Regions from separate parts of the Mus musculus genome. Here region 2 is linked to region 1. The links are chromatin loops, found by intact Hi-C in ENCODE. Cell type or tissue: heart. All regions are shown on one strand. Each heading gives the region's core, and the rest is flanking DNA. Links, peaks and the distances in the headings are about the cores only. Region 1 overlaps Ntan1 (N-terminal Asn amidase). Region 2 holds the start of Bfar (bifunctional apoptosis regulator).

Region 1 (2,807 bases), core at 184-2,683:
GCTGCAGAAAGGTGTGGGCGGGGGTCCCAGTTCTTTGCGCGCTCATTCCTGCCCCCCAGGGCGTAGAGGGGCGCGGATTATTTTTTAGCTAGAAATAAGGGATTCGTTTGGAAGTTGCTGGGTCCGGGAGGACTGCTCCCTGATGGAGTCTTGTTCTTTCCTTGTGGGGACTTCTGAAAGAGGGCTCATAGTGAAGGCAGTGATGACCAAGTATCCCACATACTAATTTGGACTCAGCCCGTCCATGGATCTCACATAGTACAGTCTAGGACGGGACCTGTTTCCTAATCAGTTATAGCCTTGAAGGAAAGATGCCCACGTTCCCTCTGAGAGGTGAAGCACTGCGTCTCTGTGGAGTTTGTGGTTCTGTCTGCTTACTTGCTTTGTCTTCCCCTGGATCTGCTTCCTGGAGCAAATGCTTCCTGAAAGCAGATGGCATTGTGCTAACCGAATATTTGTTGGGTAAGTGAATGGGCAGAATGACCCCTGAGAACTACGGGACAGGGAGACTGACTGTTAATTTGAATTTCAAGACAGCCTGATCCTAATACTGGCTCCTACAAATCGGGCTAGGCACTGTACACTGTGTCGATGAAGCCAGAAATAACACAAGAAAAGTTCCAGCACTTCAAGGATTTAGGAGCCTCTCTCCTGTGTCTGAAACTTGTAGTTTTAGTGGCCACGCAGCACATTACATGAGGCAGAGACGAGGTGATGTAGGGTGGTGTCTCCGGAAGCAAGGGTTTGGTTTATTTAGGGAGACGCAGCCCAGAAAGGATGCAGAGTGGAGAGTTGGTTTTCAAGAGCAGGGAAGTGGGGCCAAGGAGGCCCCCAGTGAGGAGGGCAAAGAGGGCTGCACATAGAGGCCAGGGGAACAGTTGGAGTGAGGACTTCAGGCCCACTTGCCTTAGGGGATGATGTGAAGGCTCCGTAGAGGAAAGTAGAAAATCAGGTCCTTGGTCACAACCATTCTTCTAAGTTTTGGTTCAATTTTGTTTTTGAGACAGGATTTCTCTGTGGAGCCTTGGCTGTCCTGAACTTGTTCCGTAGACCATTCTGGCCTCAAACTCTGAGATCTACCTGCCTCTGCCTCCCCTACTTTATTTATATGCTAGGCAATCTTCTGTTTAAAAAGATTTGGGATAGGGTCTGTGTTGCTCTGGAGTCTCACTGTAGGCTGGCGTCTGGCTCTAAGAGCTCTTCTCTCTCCTTCATCCCACATGCTGGCGTTAAAGATGTGCACTAGCACATGCTGATCTTTCTGTACTTATCTGTGTGAATGTATGCGCACATAGGTGAGTGTGTATGTGTGTGCACAGGGAGGCCAGAAGGTGGCATCAAGCACCTGTCTCTCCACTGTGTGTAATTCCTTTGAGTCACGGTCTCTCCCTGAATATGTGTCTTAGCTAGGCTGGGATGGAGCAAGCCCTAGCCATCCTCTTGCCTCACGCACCTCAGAGTTGGGGTTACAGTCATGTGTGGGAGTCTTGGCTTGTGAGTGCTGGGACCCCACTTCTGGTAGGTTTCCCACAGCAGTTTTAACTACTGCAGCATCCTCTCTGTGTGAGCCCTGTCCTCCTTTTCTATTTCAGAGAGACAAGCTGACCGTGAATGCCTTGAGACCTCTTACTTCAGTGATACTGTGATTAGAGTTATTATCCAATGTGCCCATCATGATACATTAAAAAAAATTATTCTCAGCTGGGCGTGGTGGCGCACGCCTTTAATTTCAGCACTCAGGAGGAAGAGGCAGGCGGATTTCTGAAGTTTGAGGCCAGCCTGGTCTGCAAAGTGAGTTCCAGGACAGCCAGGGCTATACAGAGAAACCCTGTCTGGAAAAACCAAAAAGAAAAAAAAAGTTATAAGAAAATTATTCTCTTATTTATTCTCTTATATATTATTACATCCTGACTGCAGTTCCCCTCTCCACTCATGATCTACTTTTTGAATGACAGCATACTATATATTGTCTTGTTTAGTTTGGTTTGGTTTTTCTGATACAGTTTCACTCTATAGCCCAGGCTGGCCTTCCACACACTCATGTATGCCTCAGCCTTGTAAGTTCTAGGATTGCAAGTGTAAACTATAAACTACCATGGCTGGCTTATTCCTCTGTGCCCTGTCCGTTCCTTTCTCTTTCTTTCTTCCTCCTTCTCTTTTTTCTTTTCTCTTCTTTTCTTTTCTTTTCTTTTCTTTTCTTTTCTTTTCTTTTCTTTTCTCTTCTCTCTTCTCTTTTCTCTTTTCTCTTCTTGTCTTTCTCTTCTTTCTTCCTCTCCTTTCTCTCCTTCCTTCCTTTCTTTTTCTTTTTCTGGGGGTAGTGGTGGTCATGGTGGTGGTAGTGTGAGACAGGGTTTCTCTTTGTATCCCTGGCTGTCCTGGAACACAGAGATATGCCTACCTCTGCCTCCCAAATTCTAGGATTAAAGGCTTGCACCGCCATGCCTGGCTCCCTGTATTTCTTTCTTGTGTTCTATGAGTACACGGCCCCAGTGGGTCATAAGCCTGATTAGTACCCCTCCCCGTTTCCTGCAGTTACACTTCCTTGGGCAACCCCAGCCTGAACATTTTAGATGGAAAATTCCAGAACACTTAACTGTCGTGTGCATGTCTCCCAGTCCTCCCTTCTTTCATGAGAGGTCTCACTGTAGCTCCAGCTGATCACCAACTCATGATCTTCGAAGCCTCACAGGCAGATGCCACCATGCTGGCTAGGAAGTTTGAAACACCTTTCATCATAGCTTGTTGTTAGGGCAATCCCATATTGCTACTGTTAAACTCCTTCCCCAGTATGTCTGGGTTTACTGCTG
Region 2 (2,807 bases), core at 219-2,718, 150 kb before region 1:
TATATGCTACTGGGATCGAACTCAGCACAGCTTGGTATGTTAGTCAAGCAGTGTACCAACTGAGCTTCATTCCCAGCCCCATCTCCAACAACGTAGAGATGTTAAAATTTTGAAAGATCAAATCAATGATTGTCCAATTAAAGCAAGCTGTATTTGGGGGGTACACCTAGGCTAACTGACTGTCTCCTCCTAAATCGGGTTTTGAGAGAGCAGCCTCTGCTGGCTTATAGGAGATAAGAGTTTAAAGAGTTGTTTAAAGAGTTGGCTATTGCCGGGTCTGGTGGCGCATGCCTTTAATCCCAGCACTTGGGAGGCAGAGGCAAGTGGATTTCTGAGTTTGAGGCCAGCCTGGTCTACAAAGTGAGTTCCAGGACAGCCAGGGCTATACAGAGAAACCCTGTCTCGAAAACAAACAAACAAACAAACAAACAAACAAAACCCGAGTTGGCTATTAACACGTTTTTATAAAGATACAATGAAAGGGAAGGAACGAGGGCACGTACATGTGAATGGGGTTGCAAACAGTTTATTAAATCAGAACTGAGAAACAGGAACTTTTTCTTTCTTTGGTTAAGTTTCACTATGTAGCTTTGACTGTCTTGGAATTCACTCCGTAGACTAGACTGGCTTCGAACTCACAAAGATCATCCTGCCAAGCATGGTCTCACAACGTCATAGATTGAAAACATAGTACCATTGAGTTCTCAACAGATCTAGATCAAGGTGGGTAGCTGCGGAGTAAATGTGATAACGCCATTTTACCCCAAATTCCGACTCTATAAATAAAACTTTAAGGACTGCTTCTGTGGTTTTCTTCATAAATGTGAAGTTAAGATCTATTACGATGCATTCGGGCACTGTGGGAGACTTTGATGGCTGAATAAAGCTAGCTAAATACGGGAACGCAATCCAGCTGGAACCTCCAGACCTGGGGCGGTGACTTCTGTGCTTGGCTCGGACGAAAAGGAAGGGGCGGGTCGCGTTGGTGCGCATGCGCCCGCATGCCCCTAGAGCAGCCGCTCTAGGCAGCCGGAGGTCGCACGGGGTTGAGAGCATAAAGAGGTCTCTCCTCTATGGTTGCGGGAGCTGATCGTAGTCGGCCCCTAGGCCCAGGTTATTTCCGGAAGCGAAGCCTTGTCCTCTACTTCCGCGGGGTCCTGGCAGGTGGCGGTGACAGAGTGGGTACCAGGACTAGTGGCGAGGTGAGCTTCGGCACGGTGTGGGGTGGTAATGGTCCGGCAGGGCGCTTGGCTTGAGAGTGCGGCGCGGGAGACGGAACTGAACCCGCTCCCGGAGCTGCGCTGGCGGGGACTGAACCCGCTCCCGGAGCTGCGCTGGCGGGGTGGGTCCAGGCTCTGGGGCCTCCTCACCCCGGCCTGGACGCGTCCCAGCAGGGCTGCGGACCGTAGCCCCTTCCCTTACGAGGCGAAGACCCACGCCACTGCAGGTCTCTAGTCCTCCCCCGCGTCGGGGTCTGGGTCAGAGCCACTCGACCCTGGGGTGGTGACAGAGATGGGTCTTGTTTCCACTTACTTGCGGGCTATGGGCGCCCGCCACGTCGGCTAAATCCGAGGCACCTTCCTGTCCCAAGGCAGAGGGTTTCATAATGGGAAGTGAGGATAACGGAACATCAGACTCCAAAGTGACACCGAGGCTGACCTAGAACTTAGCTCTTCTCATTCCCATACACACGACTCAAAAATCGTGTGCTGATGAGAGCGTGTGTGTGTGTGTGTGTTTTAGAAGAGAGACGCTGTGTCTAACTGGGGACCTTTAACTGGGCAAGGGGCAAACCCCTAACTTTGGTTGAGAAGAGAAAGTGGGAGCCATTGGGTCCTCCCCACGGAAGCCCATTGGCCCGCCCTTGGAGTGGCCCCAACGTCACACCAGGAGAGGCCAATGCGAAGGAGTTTTCCTTTCACCTTTAGGTACGGACTGCACGTGCTGATGAAGTTTTATTTACTTTTGTCAGTGCTCTTTTATAAACAGCCTGGATGTGTCCCGACCAAAGTGCACGGTATATGCCAGGGAATATCGTCCATAAACCTGATGGGAAAGCTGTACTCTGTCCAGGCTGTTCACACACACACACACACACACACACCCTTTTCCCCCTTTCTCTCTGGCAGTATAAATGCTAACCACACTGTTAACAGCATTCAGTAAAATGTGACAGTTAGTAATGCTATTATTATCAGTCAGCAAACTTTTTACCTGGTCGAAGTTTGACATCTAATCCCACAATCCTTTAGCGATAATATTAGTATGGCTTGATAAATGGAAAGTAATGAAGCTCGAGGAGAACAAAGGGTGACCAGATTGGGAGCCCAGGTTGGCCTCGCTCTGAAGACTTAACTTTGGTTTTGGTTCTTTGTTTGTTTATTGGGGGGGGTGCATTTTGAGACAGGGTTTCTCTATGGAGTCCTGACTGTCCAATAATTCACACTAGGCTGGCCGAGAATACACAGAAATCCACCTGCCCGTGGGGATTAAATGCCACCATGCCTGGCTTGTTTTATTTGTTGAGAAAGGCTTTATGTAATCCAGGCTGGCCAAGAATAATTCTTGGACTTCTGATTTCTCTGGCTTTCTGAATTGAGTAGCAGGAAATGGAGAAGGGAGAAAATGAAACTCTTGAACTGAGTCTAGAAATCTGGACTTATGCAAAAGAGAGATTTCCCTGAGTGGTGTGTGCCACCATGCCCGGTTTATACACTGCTGATGATAGAACCAGTCAGCAAACACTCTACCAAATAGTCCAGATTAGGTAACACACAGATAAACCTTACACAGTTAACTTGGGTTTG

What was found. Hi-C counts contacts between places; a loop is a spot of excess contacts. Peaks named below come from ENCODE experiments on the same cell type or tissue, not always from the same donor. Only the 100,000 strongest peaks of a DNase experiment are listed, where the experiment ranks them.
Region 2: a loop joins it to region 1, with 3 times the contacts of the local background. A loop is called at or near these places in 4 of 42 quality-filtered maps.

What each region holds. Positions count from the first base shown.
Region 1 is chr16:13,819,636-13,822,442 of GRCm38, forward strand. All of the region lies in intron 1 of Ntan1 (N-terminal Asn amidase), which reads left to right. Among named protein-coding and RNA genes, the nearest start is that of Ntan1, 1.8 kb to the left of the region's middle. In heart, for the core only: a CTCF peak has its summit at 1,357 (motif pointing right); a DNase peak (open chromatin) is centred at 754; H3K4me3 peaks cover 946 bases; H3K27ac peaks cover 679 bases.
Region 2 is chr16:13,670,877-13,673,683 of GRCm38, forward strand. It overlaps Bfar (bifunctional apoptosis regulator), which reads left to right and starts at 982. Exons shown (of 8, transcript NM_025976.5): 1 at 982-1,202. In heart, for the core only: a CTCF peak has its summit at 1,165; DNase peaks (open chromatin) are centred at 985 and 1,855; H3K4me3 peaks cover 1,953 bases; H3K27ac peaks cover 1,622 bases.